Regions from separate parts of the Homo sapiens genome. Here region 1 is linked to region 2. A link is a loop called in an ENCODE intact Hi-C map of the cell type or tissue named here. Cell type or tissue: Panc1. All regions are shown on one strand. Links, peaks and the distances in the headings refer to the core of each region. The heading gives the core; the rest is flanking DNA. Region 1 has its middle 14 kb from the start of PDSS1. Region 2 holds the start of LOC124902398 (a long non-coding RNA gene).

The links. A loop is a pair of places that touch in the nucleus more often than their neighbours do. Peaks named below come from ENCODE experiments on the same cell type or tissue, not always from the same donor. Only the 100,000 strongest peaks of a DNase experiment are listed, where the experiment ranks them.
Region 1: a loop joins it to region 2, with 7 times the contacts of the local background. A loop is called at or near these places in 44 of 110 quality-filtered maps.

Annotation. Positions count from the first base shown.
Region 1 is chr10:26,677,456-26,689,639 of GRCh38, forward strand. No RefSeq gene overlaps it. Among named protein-coding and RNA genes, the nearest start is that of PDSS1, 14 kb to the right of the region's middle. In Panc1, for the core only: CTCF peaks have their summits at 7,429 (motif pointing right) and 7,632; a DNase peak (open chromatin) is centred at 7,346.
Region 2 is chr10:26,875,982-26,888,165 of GRCh38, forward strand. LOC124902398 (a long non-coding RNA gene) reads right to left here and starts at 11,910. Exons shown (of 2, transcript XR_007062093.1): 1 at 11,790-11,910; 2 at 9,907-11,424. In Panc1, for the core only: CTCF peaks have their summits at 6,237 and 6,452; no DNase peak of the experiment used is centred there; H3K4me3 peaks cover 303 bases.

The sequences.
Region 1 (12,184 bases), core at 2,590-10,589, 200 kb before region 2:
TAGAATCAATCAATATTTAACATTTGATATAATGCTAATGTACTCAGAATATCATTCACACTTATTCATATACATACCTATGATATTTCAATTTGAGCAATTATAAACATTGCAAATTTTTCTATTTATTATTTATTGCTGCATAATAAAGGCAACCATGTTCCTTTTTCTCTTCAGTCCAAATTCAGAATAAGAGACCATGCAGTAGATAGACAGAGATTAAAATATCATCTTACTACTGATAAAAGCTAGCCTGGAGAATATGGCTCAGGCGGAAGATAAAGAGGCACGGTGATATGTTACATGCAAATGAATATCAATCATCTGTTGGAGTAAAATAAAAACTGCACTAACAGTTATGCAAAGATTCAGAGAATATATCAGAATATATCACCTATCTACCCTGTTTGGGCAAAACACTTAAGAAAGTAATCAAGACAGAGACTTGAAGATGGAACCATGAGAAAAGGACGGTAGTAAGCAGAGAAATGACTCCAAGTGGGAGATGGGGGAGTGTCAAATACAAAGACACTTTAAACAGAACAGATACACTTCAAGGGAAAACCAAATAATCTAAAATTCAAAATATTAAACTATCTTAGCAAAATCTAGCAGCTACGTAACTAGATACAAAACAAAAACATTCTAAAGGTCTCATCTTATTGGGATGAAGGGGAAAGCAATGGACAGATAGAATCTTAGGAAAAATATCTAAAAACTGGTTTTCCCATAAAAGTGACAAAAAAAGAAGATAACTGAATGGAATTGCAGAAGTGTTTTTCAGTCAAGTTTCCAAATCAACACGGGGTGGGGTGTCAGGGAGAAGAATGAATTTCAAATCAGAAAAAGATAAGAAAGTCTGGGGGAGGCCAACAGTAAAATAAAGATGAAGCACAATGTCAGATAGAAGGAATAAATCACATATATCAGTTGTTATAATAAATATGATCAGCCTACGTACTTCTGTTAAGAGAGAAACTATCACATTGAATCAAAATCTGACTATACATTGTTTTTACAGGAAGAACACTTTAAAACAAATAAAGATAGGTAGATAAAGGTAAAAGTTAACGTGAGATTCAAGGTAAACTCAACCAAAAGAAAGCATGAATGGCAATATTAATGTCAGGTGAATTGAAATCAACAGTTATAAGTATATATCAAAATAAATGGAATCATTGTTAAGATAAAAGCTATTTTTTGAAGAAAATATAAGTAGAAAATCTGTATGTACCAATAATACATAGCAAAATATGTAAATTTCAAACAATTAGAAAAAAACTTGGATATAAATATAATTAAAGTAGGAGCTTTTAATACACATCTCTTAAGAATCTAAATTATCTGTGTAATCCCAGCATTTTGTGAGGCTGAGACAGGTGGATCACCTGAGGTCAGGAGGTCGAGACCCACCTGGCAAACATGGTGAAACCTTGTCTCTACCAAAAGTACAAAAGAATTAGTCAGGGATGGTTGTGGGCGCCTGTAATCCCAACTACTCGGGAGGCTGAGGCAGGAGAATCGCTTCAACCTGGGAGGCGGAGGTTGCAGTGAGTCAAGATTGCGCCATTGCACTCCAGCCTGGGCGACAGAGTGAGATTCTGTCTCAAAAAAAAAAAAGAATCTAACTTATCTAACAGAGAAAATTGAGAGGCTCATAAATGACTTGAATAATGTAATCAGTACACTCAATTTGATATATTAAAACTTCTCACTACACAATACATGTTTTTACATATAATCACCAAACACATCCAAAAATGTTTTATGTTGGGCCACAAAGACACCTTAACACATTTTGAATAGCAGAGTTTTATCAAACGTACTCTTTAGTCATAAAAACACAGACAAAATAATTCCAACTACTTAGAAATTAAGAAATACAGTGATTAAAAAAAGAAATACAGTGATAAATAACTCTTGGATTCAACAGGAAATAAACAGATTTCACAGCATCTAAAAAGCAGTAAGCAAGAAAAAAACTATACCCCAGTAGCCATGGACAAAAAAGCCCAAACTGAACTAGAAAAAATATACAGCACTAAATAATAAGAGAGTATTTTAGGTGTTAATTTCTTAGTTTTCAAGAAAAATAATCATTATACAAATATGTTTTCACACAGATTTTATGAGTAGATTAAGGATTTACTCACAGCTGCTTTTGCCTAGGGTCCAGCAATGGGTTTAGAGCTTGTAACAACTTGTTAAAATTAAACATCCTAATATTGGCCTGATTTCCTATTTTATATCTTCTTTCATTCTCAGATGTGTTTTGTACCAAATCTCTATTTAAAATAAAACATTATAGCTTTATGTTGGAAAATATTATTTTTATTTATTTATTTATTTATTTATTTATTTTGAGACAAAGTTTTGCTTTGTCACCCAGGCTGGAATGCAGTGGCATGATCCCAGCTCACTGTAACCTCCACCTCCCAGGCTCTAGTGATCCTTCTGCCTCAGCCTCCCAAGTAGCTGGGAGACCACAGGCATGTACCACCATGCCCAGCTAATTTTTTTAATTAACTGTAGAGAAAGGGTCTCCCTATGTTGCCCAGGCTGGTCTTGAACTCCTGACCTCAAGGGATCCTCCTGCCTCAGCCTCCAAAAGTGCTGCAATTATAGGCATGAGCCACTGTCCCCAGCCACAGTGGGGATAATTATAATAAATAGCTTCTTTCTTTGTTTTTAAGCTTATAGTTGAACATATGAATCTGTAGTTGTTATATAAAAATCTTTCTGACATTAAGTTGAAGTTAATAGAATACACTAAAAGCTTTTAAAACATGAACATTTGTCTAACGGAGAAATCTTTTTCTATCCTATAAGAATTTCCAGTCTATCACATACGGCTTCAATCTCCTACTCAAGTAGCATGTCCTCCGCAACACTTCTGATCTCTCCAGTGCCAATACTGGATTTCTGTTACCTCCATTTCATATATTAGTGGAGTGAGAGGTTAAGTAACTTTTCCAAAGGCACAGAGCTATTAAGGGTCAGATGCTGAACTCAAAATCTCACCTGTCTGACAACGTGTTTCCTGGTATACCTCATGCCATCTTCTCTAGTATGTATTGGATTTTAATTTGGATTTTTTTTTAAAGACAGGATCTCACTTGGTCACCTAGGCTGGAGTGCAATGGCACCACTGTAACTCACTGCAGCCTCGAACTCCTAATCTAAAGAGGTCCTCCTGCCTTGGCCTCCCAAAGTGCTGGGATTACAGGTGCTCACCAGCATGCCCGGCCCTTATAATATGTATTCTCTGAGGACAGAAACCATGAAGAGTTCATCTTTGTATCACTTAATGGCACCCAGAAGATCTGGTAGGCATATAAAAATGACCATTTTATAAATGAACCCAATTCTTTCTACTACCCCGTCACTGTGTTATCTATAACAGTTTACCTGAGATAACTTGTGATGATATTTTTAGTGAAATAAAGTGTGTATGTATGCACACATATGCAAATTGTACATACCGGGATTACAGGCTTCCATAAAGCCAATTGACCTTAGTCAATTGTAATGGATAACAAACTGAAGTTATCAGTATTACAAACACCTAAAACAACAAAAAAAATTCCAAAACATGATTATAAAATATTTTTCTTTTACCTTCATTAAATTATCCAGAATAGAAAAGGTTATGGAAATGCCATGTGTTTTAGAGATGAAACAAAATGACGTTATCAATTGAAAGTTTAGTAGGTTAACATCAAATAGCTTACAATGTTCCAACTATATTTTAAAATTACATTTAGCCTTTTGTTTCATAATCCCTTCCCTCAGGTTTCAAATACTATAGTAATAATAGGCCAAGAAATAGAACTTCCTCTTTTATTTCTCCTCAGTTCCTAGCAGTTGTTTAAAAATATATATTACTTAAAATGGACTTGAGACTAGTGGAGGAATAAGATTAATTTTAGGAGGTTGTGAAAAGTGGAAAAAATAAAAATACAAGTCATTTTTAGGACAGTAGGAGAATGGGTAGCCATCTTTTTATTGCTGGAGACATTTGTACATCATAGAAAAAAGTCCAGAAAAATTAATAATAAAATGGTTAACAGTGATTACCTTAGAGAATGAAACTCTACTCACTTCTGTATATTGTAAATTATTTACCATAAGCATGTAGTAATTTATTAAAAATTTAAAAATTGCTTTAAAGAGATACATACTCACATGCATAATGTTACAGGTAACATCATCCTGATCTGTTCAAAACCATTTTAAACATGAAAAACATCTTTCTCTGTCATTAAAAACCAACTTGTAGACAGTAGCCCCCCCTTATCTGCAGAGGATGTGTACCAACACCCCCAGGGGAATGACTGAAACCACAGATAGTACCAAACTCTCTATATACTATGATTTTTCCTATACATACCTATGATAAAGTTTAATTTATAAATTAGGTACAGTAACAGATTAACAACAATAATAATAAAATAGAACAATTATAAAAACATGCCAGCATCACTACTCTTGCACTTTGGGACCATTGTTAACTAAAATCAAGGTAACTTGAACACAAGCACTGAGTCCTGCAATGGTCCATAGAACTACTCAGCTACAAGTGACTCATGGGATGAAGTGACTCATGGCCAGGGAGTGGCTCCAGCATGGATAAACTGGACAGAGAGAGAATTCACATCCCAGACGAGACGGAGCAAGACTTCATCATGCTACTCAGAATAGTGAGCACTTTAAACTTATGAATTGCTTATTTCTGGAATTTTGCATTTAATATTTTTAGACCATGGTTGACCACGGGGAAGTGAAATTGTGGAAAGTGAGAATGCAGATAAGGGGGAAACTTCTGTATTACAAATGCTAAGAAGCTCATCAACAGGAATTTTTTAAATTTACAAAAAAGGAAGCCTTCCACTTCAACAAATTCTACTTTCTCATCAGATGAATGAAATATCAGTAGATAACTTACCACGAGCAAAAACTAACAGACTTCCACAAGACAATAAGTTGTGCTGTCTCAGACACAACAATAGAAAAAAAATCCTAAAATGAAATTTAGAGATTTCTCAGGTTTTTAGCAATGTATGCTCTTTTAGGATCCTCCGATAAGTCACAGGAAGCATATAGGAAAACTTCAAAGGTGGGTCAAAAGATGACTAAAAGAGTGGAAATTAGTAGTTGTAAGAAAAATAGAGAAAAGTAAAATTATTCATCCAGAAATAATACATAAAAGACTTAGATACAGTATCATGATCAAGCTTCTCCATGGCAAATAACCAACGTAAAATCAACAGAATTCAGTACAAGGGAGTTAAGTTTCAGCAATGTGAGTTATTAAACTTCGAATGTGTCACCAAGAAAAATAATGGAATTCCCTTCTCAGTGACTGTTAAAATAATGGAAAAGCTTTAAGAAGATCAAAAAATTTCCACAAGAATAGAAAAACACATTTTACTATTATGTATTTTATTTACTTTAGAACTGCTGCAATAGAAATATTGACATATCTAATGTGTGACGAAAGAATGTATGTGACCAAGTTATAAATGCTGCTCAAAAAATAACGTGTACTGTCAGGATGTAGGAACACCTGCTCTTTTTTTCTAGGCATCTTTTAAACAAAATAACTGCCATGTCTATGCCTTGTTTAAGAAGTGGTGCATCTTAACTTCCTGTAACAAAATGTTCAAATGGCTCTGCACTTCCTTTGCTAGCTTTAGTGTTTTAAATTCTAAGCTTCAATCTCTAGTGTTGGCAGGCCAACGAGAAAAAACAGAGAATTGTCTTTTCTCTTTAAATGCTTACCACGTGGGATTGTAAATTAGGTCAGCCATGTGGAAAGCAGTTCGGAGATTTCTCCAAGAACAAAACATAACTACTGTTCAACCCGGCAATCCCATTACTGGGTATATATCCAAAAGAAAACAAATCATTCTATCAAAAACACACGTGCCCTCATATGTTCATCACAGCACTATTCACAATAGCAAAGACATGGAATCAAGTTAGTGCCTATCAACTGTGGATTGGATAAAGAAAATGTGGTACATATAAATCATGGAATACTATACAGCCATAAAAAGAATGAAACCATGTCCTTTGCAGCAACATAGGTGTAGCTGTAGGCCATTATCCTAAATGAATTAATACAGGAACAGAAAACCAAATACTACATATTCTCACTTATAAGAGTGAGCTAAACATTAGGTACTCCTGGACATAAAGATAGCACTAATAGATACTAGTGACCTCTGGGGAGGAGAAAGGTTGAAAAACGATTTGGTACTTTACTCAATACCTTGGTGAGGGGATCAGTCGTACCCCAAACCTCAGGGTTATGCAATATACCCACGTAATAAACCTGCATATTTCCCCAGAATCTAAAATAAAAGTTGCGATTATAAAAAAATAAACAAACAAATAAATAAATACTTACCACGTATCTATTAGGTTCTTTGACATCCATCGAGGGATAATGTTCCGGTATGATGAAGTCTAATAATCCCCTGGAGATAAAAAAGACGTAGCATCAGTGTCCCTCAGAACACAGTATCCAATATCCAAGTACCTAAATCCCTCAACATCTATGAATTCATTAGATCAGGCTCAAGATGTTAAAACTTGAAGAATAAGGTTTTACTACCAAAACAGCCAAAAAGTAATATTTCTTCAATCCCAATCAAAAATCAAAATATGTTTCTAAGATCATATGAGGTTCTACATTATTATGTTTCAAATTTGATTAGTTCAATAAACATCCATTGAGTACCTGCTATACCTACTACATGTAAAGCCCTGGGCAAGTGCTAGGAAAAAGAATGGTAAGACCCAGAACCCAGACCTCAAAGAGTACATGCTCTACTAGGGAAGAAGAACATATGAAGAAATCATGATGTTAAATTATAATAAATGCAATACCAGAATTATATAAAATGAACAGTGATAACAGAGCAGAGAATGATTATTTGTGGTAGGTCATTTAAGGCTTCACACATGAGGTTACAAAAAATTGGCAAATGTCTGAGGTTAAAATATTTAAAGTTGTACCAGGATTCAGCAAACATGTAATAAATAAAATATATAAACTGCACATGTATCATATTTTCTATTCCCATTTTAACCAACTATTCTAGTTACCTGCCTAACCACTAGTATGGACTGCACCGAATAAGAGGAAATCTGGAAGCAAATTTCAGCTGTAGATATGATTTGGAAATTACTAAAACCCAGTTAAAATAGTAAGTGTAGATTAGCATTTGTCTAATATCTATCTATGTCTCATATGTATATACACACACCACACACTGTATATGAGAGTATGTCATATTAGCCAGTGGAAGTATGTCAAGGATGAAGTGCTTAATCATATGCATTAAATGCTAGAGAGATCCGTGAACTATAACTGAAACATGACCACTAGATGGAGCAATTTCAGTGACATGGTGTGAATCCAGGCAGAACTGACCCAGAAAGCAAATGGTAGTTAGAAATAATGCCTCGTGAAAGTAGACAACTCTCCACCGGCCAGGATGACCAGAAGTTCAGTAAATGTTGCCGAGGTAAGAGACAGAGCAGCTGTGACAAGTGCGATGACTTCTTTGCTCTTATACATTTCCTTCATGTTTTTGCATATTCTTCCTGGTCCAAATCTGTATTTACTATGCTGAAAACTATAATATAGGATCCATATTCTAAATGATCCTAGTTTGTGTAAGGCATTTTTTCTTAAGTATTTCCAACTTTTAAAAACTGTATTAACTCAACAAATGGAAAAAGAACTCCTCCTAAAGAAGACTTTTTGTTTGAAGGAACATCTTGCTAAGTCGGCTTGAGGAAGACGGGATTTTGTAAGCACAGATGCCAGCAGGTACCAAGATCTTGGAAAATGATGGAAGCCACACTGCATGACCCAAGGGGAAGAATTTATTGCTTTTGCTCTTTTGAAAAAAAATCCCTCCTCCATCTTCCCCACAGAAATCTTCAGCAAGATGCTCTCTGTTCTTAAAGACGTTGTGTACATTTGGTTTGCTGTTTGTGTTCATCCTTTCGATGGGGCTGAGTTTCACATCTGGGTCAGCCCAGTGTGAAATAGGTACTATCACACATATCAAAGCTGGAGTCCAGGTAGAGAGGAGACACAAGACAGAGGATACACCCGGGGAATCCCAGGAATTGGGAAGAGAGCTTTGGATTTCCAGAAGCTGCAGAATTGAGCAATTTGAGTCACTTCCCCCACCTCCCTAGTGTGTGAGTGGTATGGAGAACCTCATTGGTAACTGGGGTGCATCCTACATTATAAGTTTTTTGAGAAACGGGACTATTGGGTTGTATACTTCTTTTATTAATCTCCTAAAAAACCTACATGGTGCTTAGCACAATAGGAAATTTTACAAATATTTATTTGAAATATTGCATTTTATTTATAAGAAAATGGAAAATACTTAACTTCACAGCACATAAATAAGCATTTTTTCCAACTGTCTTGTACAATTTTTTTAAATGTAATTTCTTATTCAGACTTAAAAAAGAAGAAAATGTTGCCATTTGCAACAACATGGATGAAGCTCAAGGACATTATGTTAAAGTGAAATAAGCCAGACACAGAAAGACAAATACTGCATAATCTCACTTATACGGGAAACCTAAAAAAGTCCAACTCATAGAAATAGAGAGTGGAATGGTGGTGACCAGGGGTCAATGAGGTAGGGGATATGGGGAGATGTTGTTCAAAGGACACGAAGTTGCAGTTATAAGATGAATAAGTCCTGAAGACCAAATGGATAGACTATAGTGGATAATAACACCTTGTACCTTTGAAATTTGCTAAGAGAGCAGATCTTAAGTATTCTCACCACAAAAAAGTAACTATATGAGGTAATGCATACGTTAATCAGCTTCATTGTGGTAATCATTTCAAAACGTATACATATGTCAAAACATCACCTTGTACATCTTAAATGTACACAATTTTTGTCAATTATACCTGCGTAAAGCTGGGGAAAAATAGTCACTTTCATAGCTTAAAAAATGCAATTTCCTTAAATTCTTGGTAATCAATCATAGACTTACAAAATAAAACAAGCAAACAAACAAAAATGTAATTTTCTAACCTCAGTATCTCTAGTTCACCATAATGAGCCAAAATTTCTAATGATCCAGTTCTGAACCATGATCCTGCAGCATGCAGCACTACTGCACCTTAAAGAGAAACATTTGGCTAGGCGTGGTGGCTCAGGCCTGTAATCCCAGCACTTTGGGAGGCCGAGACGGGCGGATCACAAGGTCAAGAGATTGAGACCATCCTGGCTAACATGGTGAAACCCCGTCTCTACTAAAAATACAAAAAAAAAAAAAAAAAAAAAAAATTAGCCAGGCATGGTGGGGGGGTGCCTGTGGACCCAGCTACTCAGGAGGCTGAGGAGGGAGAATGGCATGAACCTTGGAGGTGGAGCTTGCAGTGAGCCAAGATCACGCCACTGCACTCCAGCCTGGGCGACAGAGCTACACTCCATCTCAAATAAATAAATAAATAAATAAATAAATAAAACAAAACAAAAAAAGAAACATTTATTGGCCAGGTGCAGTGGCTCACGCCTGTAATCGCAGCACTTTGGGAGGCCAAGGCAGATATATAACAAGTTCAGGAGTTTGAGACCAGCTTGGCCAAAATGGTGAAATCCCATCTCTACCAAAAATACAAAAAAAAAAAAAAAAAAAAAAAATTAGCTGGGTGTGGTGGTGAGCGCCTGTAATCCCAGCTACTCATGAGGCTGTGGCAGGAGAATCACTTGAACTCAGGAAGGCTGAGGTTGCAGTGAGCCGAGATCACGCCACTGCACTCCAACTTAGACAACAAGAGTGAGATTCCATCTCAAAAAAAAAAATTTATTATAGCATAAAACTCTATTAGGCTATAGGAATACGGCAAAATATCTTTCCTTAAAAATTATTTTAATAAAAAATAATATATTCTCTGAATTTATCAGAAAAATAACCAATTTCATCCATAAAGGATCAAGAGTATTTCTTTATTCCTTAAAGAATGAATCAGAATGTCCAGAACCACACTTTTACAGCCAGCAAGCCTCTAATCTAGCTAAAGGCTGAGAGAGCGAGCTGCGGGGCTCCAAACTCTTGATTTCCCACTTGTCTCATCAATAGTGACCTTTTCCCTGTACTTGATCCTGAATAAGGGAATGAATTATTTTGCATAGGTCTTTAACATAAATACAATCAGTAAATAGAACTCATGTTTCTTTCTCATAAGGAATGCTGTACTTACAGGTGTTTAGATGTCAAGATGAATTCCACACCAGGGTAATAGCCCCTGCCCTGTGGCTGCTGTCCTTCAATAGACTCCCACACTCACTACCTCTGGGCCTTTGTTGATGCTATTCTGCCCTCTGCCACACAACCCAATCCCTGTCCTCCCCCTACTGAAATCTTAGCTAACCTTCTACTCAAGATCGATTTCCTCTTCCTCCATAAAGATAACCTGATCCATCTCTCTTTAACTGACCTCTGATTTTTTATAGTTTATTTGTTCCATGTGTTTAAGTATTTTTTCTTTAAAGACTGTGATTTTCTTGGGACCAGGGACTATGACATACTTATTACTCCCAGGCTGGGCATGGTGGTTGATACCTGTAATCCCAACACTGTGGGAGACCAAGGCGGGAAGACTGCTTGAGCCCGGAGTTCAAGGCCAGCCTGGGCAATATAGCAAGACCTCATCTCTACATTAATTAATTAATTACTTAAAGAAATACTTATTACTCCTGGACCCCTTAAAGTGTGGTCCAATGGCAGGCACAGAAAATGGCCAATAAGTAGTTTTGGGGTTGGCTGGACCATTCATATAGACAGGACTCATCCACAGTACTAATCTGGATATTTATTTTCATGTGTCTTTTTTTGAGCAATAAAATGTAGTCACTTTGAAAAAGCATATAAGCTTAATCTATTATTCTAAATGTTTACTTCATGAACAGCCACTGAATCACATTCCTCAATATTAACACTGAAAGACACAGGGGGTTCTAGTCTAACCTCATTTTATTTTATTTTATTTTATTTTATTTTATTTTTTGAGACAGAGTCTTACTCTCCCGACCAGGTTGGAGGGCAGTGGCATGATCGTAGCTCACTGCAGCCTTGATCTCCAGGCTCAAGGGATCCTCCCACCTCAGCCTCCCAAGTAGCTGGGACTACAGGTATGCACTACCACGTCTAGCTAATTATTTTTCTAATTTTTTTTTTTTTTTTTTTTTTGTAGAGACAGGGTCTCCCTATGTTGCCTAGCCTGATCTCAAACTCCTGGGCTCAAGTAATCCTCCCACTTTGGCCTCCCAAAGTGCTAGGACTACAGGCATGAGCCACCTGCCCAGCCTAACTTCATTTTAGATGGCAAAAATGAGGGGCAGATTGTTTAAGTGACTTGCCCAAGTCACAAAGTGAGTTCCTGCAGGGCCAGCTCTAGGTTTCACATATTCTTTTTTCCTATCTAGCACTATTCTCACTGTACCACAGTGGCTCCTGGGCAAATGTTAGGATAAAAGCACAATGGAAGTATCTCTGCATATGTGAAGATCTAGAGATGAAAATTCTACTATTGTCCTAATAGAAGTAATACTGGAGACAATTTAAACCATTAAGATTGTGGCTTGGAATTCAGAAAAACTGAATATACATGTCACAGCCACAAAAGTTAGTAGTGTTATTTATACCAGTCATACCAATAGTCTGTGACTGGAATGTCATATCCAATCAGCAAAAGCAAAAAGACCTACACAGTTATAGACCCACATGTAATAGTATCATTTCATCCAGATGAAATTAGAGAGAGAGAAAGAGATGCTGTAGAAATAAATAACCCATAATTTCTTTAAGCATGAATATTTGGGGGGAATTTTTTAAATGGAAATCTTATAAAAACACACTGCTATGGTCTGACAGTATTCATCCCCCTAAAACTCCTATGTTGATACCCAGTCACCAAAGTGATGGTATTAGAAAATAGGGACTTTAGGAGGTGACTAGGTCATGAGGGCTCCGTCCTCATGAATGGGGTTCATGTCCTTATGAAAGAGGCCCCAGAGAGCTGCCTTCGCTTCCGCCATGTGAGGATGAAGTGAGAAGGCGCCATCTATGAAGCAGAGAACCCTCAAAAGATACCACATCTATGGGTGCTTTGATCTTGGACTTCCTG
Region 2 (12,184 bases), core at 2,658-10,657:
TATTTTTAATTTTAAATTTATTTATTTATTTCTAAAATACACAGGATCTCACTGTGTTGCCCAGGCTGATCTCAAATTCCTGGGCTCAAGCAGTTCTCCTGCCTTGGCCTCCCAAAGTGCTGAGATTACAGGTATGAGCCACCCCTCCTATCCCCTTTTAGTATTTCTTGAGAACAAGTCTCCTAATGATAAAATTTTCTTAGTGGTTTTGCTGTTGTTGTTGTTTTTAAAGCTAGGAAAGTCTTAATTTCTCCTTTGTTTGTGAAGGATAGTATTGGTGAAATTGTATACAATTCTTGGTTGATAGTAATTTTCTTTAAAGACTTTTAATATGATATTCATTGCCTCTTGATCAAGAGTATGTTACTGCATTTTCTTTCTGCTCTTCCCTTTTGTGTGTGTGTTTGTGTATGTGTTTGTTACTGCATTTCAAAGCCTTCTAGAGAGGTCTCATTCCCCAGATTTTCCCTTTTTCTATCTTTCTTTCTTTTTTTAGAGATGAGGGTCTCACTATGTTGCCCTAGCTGGCGTCAACCCTTGGGCTCAAGCAATCTTCCCCCATCAGCCTCCCAAAGAGTTCGGATGACAGGTGCATGTCACTACTCTGAGCCTCTTTTAAGTTTTTTGTTCGTTTGTTTGTTTGTTTGTTTGAGACAACGTCTTGCTCTGTCAACCAGGCTGGAGTGCAGTGGTGTGAACATGGCTACTGTAACCTCGAACTCCTAGGCTCAAGCCCTGCCTCAGCCTCCTGGATAGCTGGGACTACAGGTGCATACCACAACACCCAGCTGTCTTTTTTTTTTTTTTAGAGACAGGATCTCACCATGTTGTCCAGGCTGGTCTCCTTTTAAGTTTCTGATTCAGCTTTTTATTTGCCAGATTGGTATCACTGCCTCAGTCACTTCAATTGCAAATCATTGCCACTGATTGGTTTTGACAAATGTCCTGAGGATAGGAATGTATTGGTCAAATAAAGGTGAGTCCTGAGAATGGGATCTTTCCCAGGAGCCTTCAGTCAGGTAAAATTGTGACAATTCTCTTTAGATTAGAGTTTGGGGGTTTACACCAAACCTGTTCCTCCCTCTCAAATAACTGTTATGCTGCTGCTTTTCATAGCTACCATGATTGTCAAGTTCACCTTCAGGGCTACTGTGAAGCTGGGGAGAGAAGGATAAGAGTAAGAGAAGTTAAAATATAAAAAGCTTCCTGTTTTTACTGAGATTCAGATGTTTTTCTTGAATCAATGCTGCTCAGATTATTGCAAGCCTTAATTTCCAACGTTTTGAAAAAGATGACTTTTGCAATTTTTGCCAGTGTTCTCATTGCTTCCATGGTCTTTGAAGGTGTCTACTCCACTGTTCTGGAAGTGCCATCCCTTATTTGCTCTTTTTTTGTATGTTTGTTTTTTGAGACAGGGTCTCCCTCTGTCACACGGGGTAGACTGCAGTGATCCAATCATAGTTCACTGCAGCCTCAACCTCCTGGACTCAAGCAATCCTCCCACCTCAGCCTTCTTAGTAGCTAGGACCATAGGCTAGAGTCACTGCACCCAGCTAATTTTTAAATGTTTTGTAAAGACAGAGTCTCACTGTGTTGTCCAGGCTGGTCTCAAACTCCTGGGCTCAAGAGATCCTCCCTCCCTGGCTTTCCAAAGTGCTGGGATTCTAGGCATGAGCCACCGTGCCTAACTCGCTCATTTCTTTTAAATCTAAGCTTAACTATCCACACCTGTGTGACCCTGGGCAAGGTGTATAATTTTGCCAGGACTTACCTATGTCTTGTAAACAATAAATGAAATAATATAGATAATACCGTAAAGTAGTTAGCACAACACTCATTTAGGCCCAGCGAGATGGCTCATGCCTGTAATCCCAGCATTTTGGGAGGCCAAGGCGGGGAGATCACCTGAGGTCGGACGTTCGAGACCAGCCTGGCCAACATAGCGAAACCCTGTCTCTACTAAAAATACAAAAATTAGCCTGGCATGGTGGCAGGCACCTGTAATCCCAGCTACTCGGGAGGCTGAGGCAGGAGAATCGCTTGAACATGGGGGGCGGAGGTTGCAGTGAGCTGAGATGGTGCCAATGCACTCAGCCTGGTTGACTGAGCAAGACTCCGTCTCAAAAATAAATAAATAAATAAATATAAAAAATACACATAAATAAATTAAAATAAATACATTTTTAAAAGTGAGTGCTCAGAGGCTGGGCTCAGTGGCTTATGCCTGTAATCCTGGCACTTTGGGAGGTTGAGGCAGGTAGATCACTTGAGCCCAGAAGTTCAAGACCAGCCTAGGCAACACTGTGAGACCCCAGTCTAAAAAAAAAAAAGGTGAGTGTTCAAGAAATGTAAGCACTTCTGATAGAAAGTATTTTTTTTAGATGGAGTCTCGCTCTGTCACCCAGGCTGGGGTGCAATGGCTTGATCTCGGCTCACTGCAACCTCTGCCTCCTGGGTTCAAGCAATTCTCCTGCCTTAGCCTCCAGAGTAGCTGGGATTACACGTGCACGCCACCATGCCTGGCTAATTTTTCTATTTTTAGTAGAGACAGGGATTTCACCATGTTGGCCAAGCTGGTCTCAAACTCCCAACCTCAGGTGATCACCCGGCTTGGCCTCCCAAAGTGCTGGGATTATAGGCATGAGCCACTGTACCCAGCCGCTTTTTTGTCCATTTAACCATATATTCTGGAGATCATTCTATATCAAACATTAAAAACTTCCCCATTATTTTTCGTGCTATTCCACTGGTCATAATTATTCAGTCAGTCTCATGTTGAAAGACATTTAAATTGTTTTTAATCCTCGACTATCACCACAATATTGCAATAAATAGTTTTTATTTTACACAAGGAAATCTAGCCCTGTATGTTATTAAAACAATTTAAGTGCTACTATAATTAAAATGGCTTGGTAATGGTACATAAATAGTTAAAGAGATAAGAACAAAAGAATAGAAAATTCAGAAACAGGCCCTAAAATATATACGAACCAGTATTTTCTGGTTTTGAGGACAATTCCATTATTATTTGGAACACACCAGCCTATTGCAGGCAAGAAAAACATTCAGTTTCTGAAGGAAAACAGTCCAACCTTTTAGTTCTGACTAATCCTGGCTGAAAATAGTTTACTGGATTTGGCTTTATTGAAATAAACAAAAGCTTGAGTTATCAAAAAAAGATCTGCATTGCAAAATTAATTTTTATGTAATAGAATTTCCCCCTTTTCCCACTGTTTCCAGAGTTTCCAACAGCATATAACTTTATAAAGTTAATTTTTGCTGTTATGGTAAAATATATATAACACAAAAATGAAAATGACCATTTTAACATTTTATAAGTATCCAGTCCAGTGGTATTGAGTATATTTACTGTTATTGCAACCATCACCACCTTTTTCCCGAAGTGAAACTTGGTACCCATTAAAAAATAGCTCCAGGCCAGGCATGGTGGGAGGCTGAGGTGGGGGATCACTTGAGCTCAGGAGGTTGAGCCCAGCCTGGGGAGCAATCAGGTGGACAATAACTAGAGCCAACAAGAATTTATCCATGCAGTGTATTGGCAAACACCAGATCTAATTTATTTTGAAGATGAGTAACAGAATAAAAATAATTAAAACAACACAATCTAAAACAACTTTTGAAGGTTTAGAAACACCCTACAGCATAAATGGAAAGGAATAATTAAGAAGAAAAACATATTTTTAGTATAAAACAAAAAGAAAAATTTCAGTTCAAGAAATATAATTAAATTTCAAAGAGCATGAGTTTTTTGTTTAAGAAAAATCTAGAAAACATTGACTCTGTTGACAAAAGGGATGAACAATATGAGAAGCCAACTGAAGGAGCTGCAAAAGGACCTGACTGACGGGTGTGCCCATGGAAACAAAGGAGCCAGCTGACCTGCCTGTGGCACTTGTGCCAGAGCCCCGGAAGTGTTGACGTAGAGGCCAGTCCTACAGAGGAAAGACTGGCACAGAGTAGGCTGTCAATCAATACTAAGTAGTATACTTCAAGTAAAGCTGTTAGGAAAGAGAACGGATGGTGCAGAAGTACACAAAAAAGAAAACCCCAAGGAAATGAAACAAACAAAACTGCAATTAAATGATGTGTTTATGGGAGTAGAAAGCAGAATTCACGTTGCAAAAATTGAATCAGTGATATTGGAACACAAGTAAATAAAAGTGTATCCATTTAATAGGTAAAAAGAAGAGAGTTATGCCTTTTATATTGTTAAAAGATATACATCGCACTCAAAAATAACTTTATGCATTAAATAGAAAAACTGTAAAATGTATATAATTGACACTCTTAGAAATACAGGTAGAAGTTAAGAGACATCAATTCATGGGTGGAGATTTCCCAAATGCTTTCATAAAAACACTTAAATAAACCACACACACCCACAGTTGAAAACATTTTCTAGTAATGAAAACATATATTCCAAAATTTAGTATTTTAATGATGAAATTGTGTTTCACATACTCGTGCACTCTAAACATTTTGTAATATAAAAATGTGACTTTTAAAACTGGAAAATATAATTTGTTACACATTTTCAAACACAAAGTTTTAAATGGAGCAGCAGCACAATGTAACTTGGAATCTCTCTCCTAATGTCTAAATGTAATGTGATGTTCTAAATTGTATCCTGGAACAGAAAATGAATATTAAATAAACTGAGGAATTCTGAACAAGTATGATTTTTATATATCAATAATTCATCAATATTGATTCATTAATTGTATCAAATATACCATACTAAGATATTAACAATAGAGAAAACTGGGTTTGGGGCTTTACAGGAACACCATACTATCGTCACAAATTTTCTGTAAATCTAAAATGGTTCTAAAATTAAAATTCTATTTAAATCAATGGCAATATATAAAATTAATTAAATCTGAATTGTGGAAAATATAGCTTTTATTATAATTTTCCTTGATAGCTTCTGAAGACGAAGCTTTTATTTTCTATTTTTAGGTGAAATTGCACACATTTTCAGTCTAACTGTTTATTGTAACAATATTTGCAATACTAAAAGTTTTATAACTTATAGATTCATAATGCAAAGCAAAGCATACTGTTGGTTTTATTTTTGGAATGCTATATGAAACACATAACCTCTTACTTAAGATTTATAATAACAATTCTATGGTATTTCATAAGGGAATATAATTTCCATAAAATATAAGTTAATTTTATCTCAATGATTGTGAAATGGTTAACAAATATCCAAGCTAAAATAAGAATCTGTTTCTAGATTAGAAAGAAATATAAACTATATAATTCTTTACTTTTAAAATATTATAGACATGACTAGTATTGTAATAATAACAAAAAAGTATCAAATATTTTACATATATTCTGTAATCTGCCCTTAACAAAATTCTTTAACTTAACCTTTTTGAGAGGAGCTACCTATGAAGTCTAAAAAGGTTTAATTCAAATTTGTTTTAATATCAGCAACTCTTCAAACTTTTCCTGACCCTGCCAAGAAATTTGTCTTCCTAATATCTCTTACTCTGTAAATTTCTCTCTATTTCTTAGAGAGAGAGAGAAAGAGACTAAGACAGAAAGAGAGAATTTATAGGAAAATAAGATAGGAAGGGTTATAATAACAGCTTCCTTTGATTTCTCCATCCTGAAGTCCCCATTTTCGTCTCTGAGAGCTGATCTGGAATAGGGTAGGCTATAGGGACAGAGAAAATCAGAGTGCTAGAAAGAGCTAGGAAGGGAAGAGGTGACCTGAAGATCAAATACTGAAGAAGGGGCTAATAGATGGCAAGGAAAGTGGTGAGCACAGCATGCAGTAGATGGGGTTCTAGTTAGTGAAGACCCACAGGGTGGAGGGTAATCCCATGCAAGGGTCAAGTGTAATTCAGTGACAACATAGGCAGCATGGGAGACCTACCACAGTGAACCAGCGATTGGCACGTTTGTAAGGACTGTGTTCAGATTGCGGGTTTTTTTTTTTTAAAGATTAAGTGATCTTGAAATTGACATTCCATGTCATTTTAAAAGATAAATGGTAAAGCAAATGTTTTATTCACGTGTCTTTATTTCTCCCCTCCATACTTTTCCCTCCACTCTTCTTTTTTTAATGTGGAAGTTTAAAATCCCATCTTACATTCATTTTTTTAGAAGTAGAAATAATGGGAAAACTTCACTTGGATAGGGAACGCTTGAGTAGAGCTGCGTCATTATTTAGTCTTTACTGCCGCTTAGTGGTAAGGAAGAGACAAAAGTTGACTGAGAGGATCAATTGAGCAAGTCAGCGAGTGATAGCGATGCAACCCAGATTTATTGAAGAGTAATTGTAATTACTTTTTATATTTTGTAGGCAAAGAGCTCTTACTGCTTTACACGCAAGGTTTATTGAATATACTTTTTTTTTTTTTTTTTTTTTTTTGAGACAGAGTCTCGCTCTGTCTCCCAGGCTGGAGTGCAGTGGCGCGATCTCGGCTCACTGCAACCTCTGCCTCCCGGGTTCACGCCATTCTCCTACCTCAGCCTCCCGAGTAGCTGGGACTACAGGCGCCTGCGACCACGCCCAGCTAATTTTTGTATTTTTAGTAGAGACGGGGTTTCACCATGTTGTCCAGGATGGTCTCAGTCTTTTGACCTCGTGATCCGCCCGCCTCGGCCTCCCAAAGTGCTGGGATTACAGGCGTGAGCCACCGCGCCCAGCCGAATTTACTTTCTACGACAAAGTTTTATGTTATAAGCATTGTATGACTTTTAGTATTACCTGAAACGTAATGAAGTTTGGGCAAGTGTTGTTGGTTGTTTTTGTATTGTGATTACAGAACTGCATTTTGAGAGGCTGAATATAAACTGAATGCATCCTTAGCTGCTGGCCTAGAAACTTAACGTCCCCTGAGTGAAGCTGCACATTGGGAATTGCGGGTGGTAGAACACGTTTGTTAAAATAGTTTGTTCTCTTCTTATTTTATTATATTATGCCTTAATTTGTAGTAATTTATTAATATGTCGTATTTCCCTTAAGCTTCCTAATGTCAAGACGGTTATCATTTTTTGTGTTTCTTAATGTCTTGTCCATAATTGCTGCTCAATAAATGTTTGCTCAGTTAATCTCATCGAATAAGGCAAAACAATGTCATTTTAACTATTAATTAAGACTGGCTCTGCATTAGCAGAGCAGGGACTCTAAAGTATGTGTCTCAAAAGCACTTTTTATCCCAAAATCATTAGGCAACTGTAGAACTAGAGATCACAGAAAAGGTGTTGGAGTGAAGTCATTGAATAACCTTGGATTTACTCATACGTGCTCTAACCAAATGGATACAGATCAGAGAGTCTTAGCGTTAAAACAGGCCATAGACATCACCTAAACCAATAGTTAAACCAGAAAAAATATTCCAAGGAACATTTGGAAGGTGTATTGAACTGTTAAAAACCTGAAAGTTAAGAGAACTAAGAATCCAAATGGTGATTGCTTGAAAAAAAAAAAAATGTTAGCAGGACACCATGGCTCAGTCTTGTAATCCCAGCACTTTGGGAACCCGAGGCAGGAGGGTTGTTTTAGGCTAGGAGTTCCAGACCAGCCTGGGCAACAGGTAAGACCATGTCTCTACAAAAAATGAATAAATAGCCAGATAGGGTGGTGTGTCCTTGTAGTCTCAGCTACTTGGGAGGATTGCTTGAGCCCAGGAGTTCGAGGCTGCAATGAGCTGTGATCGTACCACTGCACTTCAGCCTGGGTAACACAGTAAGACCCTGTCTCAAAAAAAAAAAAAGCCATCTCACAAAAGAATACTACTAACTACTACTGCAAAGAACATATACTTTTAACAAAGTTAGCTTCATGTGGTTTGTGTGCATTTTTAAATATTTAAAAGTGATCCATGCTTTATACGCTGTTCTAAATGCTTCTGTAACATCTCGGATTTATTTCAGTTTGAACCTTTAATGTATTGCTTAAGCAAGTGGGTGAGGGAAGTGTGAACCCTGCCTGCCTTCTCTCAGCTCTCCCTCACTGAAGATGGGAACGCAGCCCTCCTCAGTGGCACCTGGGACCCCTGGCTGCAGTGGCCAGGTGACATTCCTGTGGAGAAAAGCACTTTAGGACCAGTCTGCAGATGCCCTAGCATGAATCTTCTGCTTTACCGTGAAGCCTGGGAGAAAACAAAGGGGAAAAATGTGAGAAGAACTACGCTGCCCTTCCTGAATAGAAACCTGTTGTGCAGAGGCACATGCAGCTGAGGACAGAGCTCAGCATTTTACGTTAAATTTGCACATAGTTTCTGTGACCTCATCTGACAGACTGTTTTTGAGCTCCCTGTTGCCAATCTGTCTATTTTCCTGTTCACTTAAACCTAAGGGAATACATCAGCTGCAAGAGGTGACTCTGTTGCACTGTTGCTCCTGTATCCTCTTACGGCTGTCACAATGACACTGATATCAGACAGTGACATGAACCTTGATGTATGGTACATGCAGAGGAAGAATGTGCCATGGTTAGCCCAGCAGTCGTTACATGAGCTAAAATTGTGATAAGGGAAAAAGAAACACGTGTCAAACACCACATTCAAGGTACCCAGAAGTGAAAATGGAATAATCTTGACCGATTCATGATGGCAAAGCCACATTGCCTGTGTCATTCATGATCCTTCTCTATGATCTGTGTTTATGGAGTAGATCTATGTATAGCCTCTCTTACATAGAATAAGGTTCAATTGAAGGTGACAGAGAATCCCCAAAATAACAGTCCCTTAGAGAAGTTAGCATACTTCTTGCTCATGTAAAATCAGGCAGAGGCTTGGCCATCCAGGTTTGCTGTGGCAGCTCCGCTTCGTGAGCCATCAAAATTCCGCACTCCCCAGCTGTGCCCAGGACACAGCTCACTTCCTCATAGTCACATACGACTGCTGGAGCTCCAGGAAACACAACTGCATCCCAAGCTGCAGTCATGAAAAAGGAGTAGAAAAAACAAAAGACCTCCTCCCGTAAGGAAAGTCCCTGGAAGTCACAGACAAACAATTCCGCCTCTACCTCACTTTCCCGACTTTAGTTCCATGGCCACACTGACCTGCAAGGGAGGCTAAGAAGTGTAGTATCTACATGAATGATGATGTTATCAACTGAATATGTGGGGCTATAGTTACTAACAAAAAATGAGAGAATAAATATCGGGAAGAAACTAGGATTTTTAGACACACAGAACACTCATTCTGTAATCGTAATGATTTCTTTTTAAGAAACTATTTTACATTAACAAGAAAAGACTTGTGAAATCCAACAGAACACTGAGAAGCATATGAATAGGTAAATCAAAGTAGGAAAAACTTTAATAGGTTGAAAAGATGTGAAGGGAAACTCAGAAAAATTAGTGATCAGATAAAGGACACAAAAGAGCACTTTAGGTCAGGCACGGTGGCTCACGCCTGTAATCCCAGCACTTTGGGAAGCCGAGGCGGGTGGATCACCTGAGGTCAGGAGTTCAAGACCAGCCTGGCCAACATGGTGAAACCCTGTCTCTACTGAAAACACAAAAAATTAGCTGGGCGAGGTGGCAGGCGCCTGTAATTCCAGCTACTTGGGAGGCTGAGGCAGGAAAATCGCTTGACCCCAGGAGGGAGAGTTTGCAGTGAGCAGAGATTGCACCATTGCACTCCAGCCTGGGCAACAAGAGTGAAACTCCGTCTCAAAAAAAAAAAAAGAAAAAAGAAAGCACTTTATATCAGTTTATTAATTTTAGAAATTTGGATTATGCCAAAATTACTGGAAATGTATGTGGACATGTCATGTTTTATCTCAAGGATTCAGACACACTTGGAGATTTTCTTCGTACTTAGTGAAAATAATTATGCATATACTTTATGTCCCCAACCATCAAATCCTGGGAATATTCCCCTGACAAGAAGCCATAGAGGACATTTTCAAAGATCTTATTTGCAACATTTATTGTACTGCAAAGTATGCTAAATTTAGATGGCTTTTACTTGGAGAATTTATGCATAAGACATGGTTGTGTTTATTGTATACATTTATATTGATATACATATATATATTTCTCTGTATATATCATAGCTTTTACATACAATTTTATGTAAATGTATTTGCAGGTGGCAAGAGGACCCAATGGTCCCTAGTATAAATGTATTTGCATCTGTTTTTTGCTTGCGTGTGTTTATTTTCTGATTGTGTTTATTTTATACATTTATATAGATGTATATATTTTTCTTTATATATATTATAGCAATTACACACAATTTCATCATGATGCAATATAGCTATATTAACTATATATTCTATAGAAAATAGATATTTGTGCACATATATGCATACATACATACAAATAAAGCACTATTAGTAGGCCTCAAAAACAGTGTTGTGTGAATACAGTGAGTATATTCTAAGAACTGGATGGCTGTCTATAAATAAATGACTTAAGCATGCTATTTCTCCCACTCCTACACTTACCAAGATGAAAGGGTTTTCCCAGCTTTTCATTTGAATAAACTCTTGGAAATGGGATTCTCTTTCTTTGATTATTTCAGGTGGACAAATTTATACCAAAATCGTGGGCTTTTATAATCAATATCTTTATGATTGTTTTTCCTAAATATTATTTTTTAAAAAAAATGTTAAGTTGTATCCCGCCCAGGCGTGGTGGCTCACGCCTGTAATCCCAGAACTTTGGGAGGCCAAGGTGGGTGGATCATGAGGTCAAGAGATTGAGACCAGCCAGGCCAACATGGTGAAACCCCATCTCTACTAAAAATACAAAAATTAGCCGGGCATGGTGGCAGGGACCTGTAGTCCCAGCTACTCAGGAGGCTGAGGTAGGAGAATCACTTGAACCCGGAAGGTGGAGGTTGCAGTGAGCCGAAATTGCGCCACTGCACTCCAGCCTGGTGATAGAGCGAGACTCCGTCTCAAGAGAAAAAAAAAATTAAGTTGTCAAAAGAAAAAAAAAATTAAGTTGTACCCCTTGCTTGCCTTTTATTTTCCACAAGCAGATGAAACTCCTCCCCCACAAGCAGATGGAAGAACCTGTGCAGCGTCACTTCAGGGAAGCTACATGGCAGGGTGGAAGTAGAATGGACCTGCGCATTTTTAAAGCATTTTTTTACTTTGGTTCTTGGAGGACCCAAGGGGCTTGTAAAGAAGAAGAAGTGGGTGGACTGTGAGTTCGTAGCTAAAAGAAGGAGAGAGATGACCCAGCAACCTAGAAAAGCAGGAAGAAAGTGTGTGTTCCACCTTCCTCTCCTCTCCAGAATTCTGCAGGGTCTGGAGAAGAACAGAGGGGTCTCCGGCCCCCAGGAGAGGGCCTAAGCCAGACCCTGCTGAATGCAGAGAGCTATCTGCATGGTGAGTATCCAGGCAGACAGGACATGGGGCGGCTTCACATAGGATTCCCCCAGTACGGTGACGTGTAGAAGCAGCAGCGAGCCAGCACTCCTGAAAGAGACGCCTGAGGTCAACTCTTCTTTCCTGAAGAGGCTTTGCTCCTGAGGAGTCCCTGTACTTCTCTTTCTGCCAGAGTAAACCCAGCTCCCACACACTTACTGTCAAGGCAGGTGACAACTCTATAGCATCCCCAGGAATCATCAAAATCAGAACTGAAGACCCGGAGCATAGGCGGTTGGCTGCTGAGGAACCCCCAACGAAGGCAAGATGGTGGGGTCCTTGCAGACCTCAGGTCTTGCTATTCTCCAGTGAGGAAGGAGGAGACTCCAAATGGTTGCTATCACCCAGACCTCCTCCCCACAATGTTCATGCAGAGGGGATGAGACAGAAGAGCAACTGGCTGCCTGGCCACTCACCTCTGATACTTGGCTGTATCCTCCATGTCTCACTCTAGGACTGTTACTCACTTCCTGGTGCTCTGGGACACAGCAGAGAGGGCTGACTGGCTGTTCCGGAATGAATGGAGATGCCAAAAGCCTATGGAACAGGGTAATATCAGGTGATCTTCCATTCAAGTCCTATCTGGTTGGTACCTCCATGAGATTTTAAAAGTAGAAAAGATGGGCTTTCTGGAGGTCCATGCACTTCAGCCTGGTCTTTGGATGCAGAGGCCAGCTGGGAAGCTAGCAGTGCTTCTGGCCAAGACTAGATCCCTAGCCCAGGGTCTCAGGGCTCTCTGTAGCTTCCTGGCTTGTGCATGTGCAGTTCGTATCTGACATGATAGACTCTCATCACTGCACAAGCTAGGCTT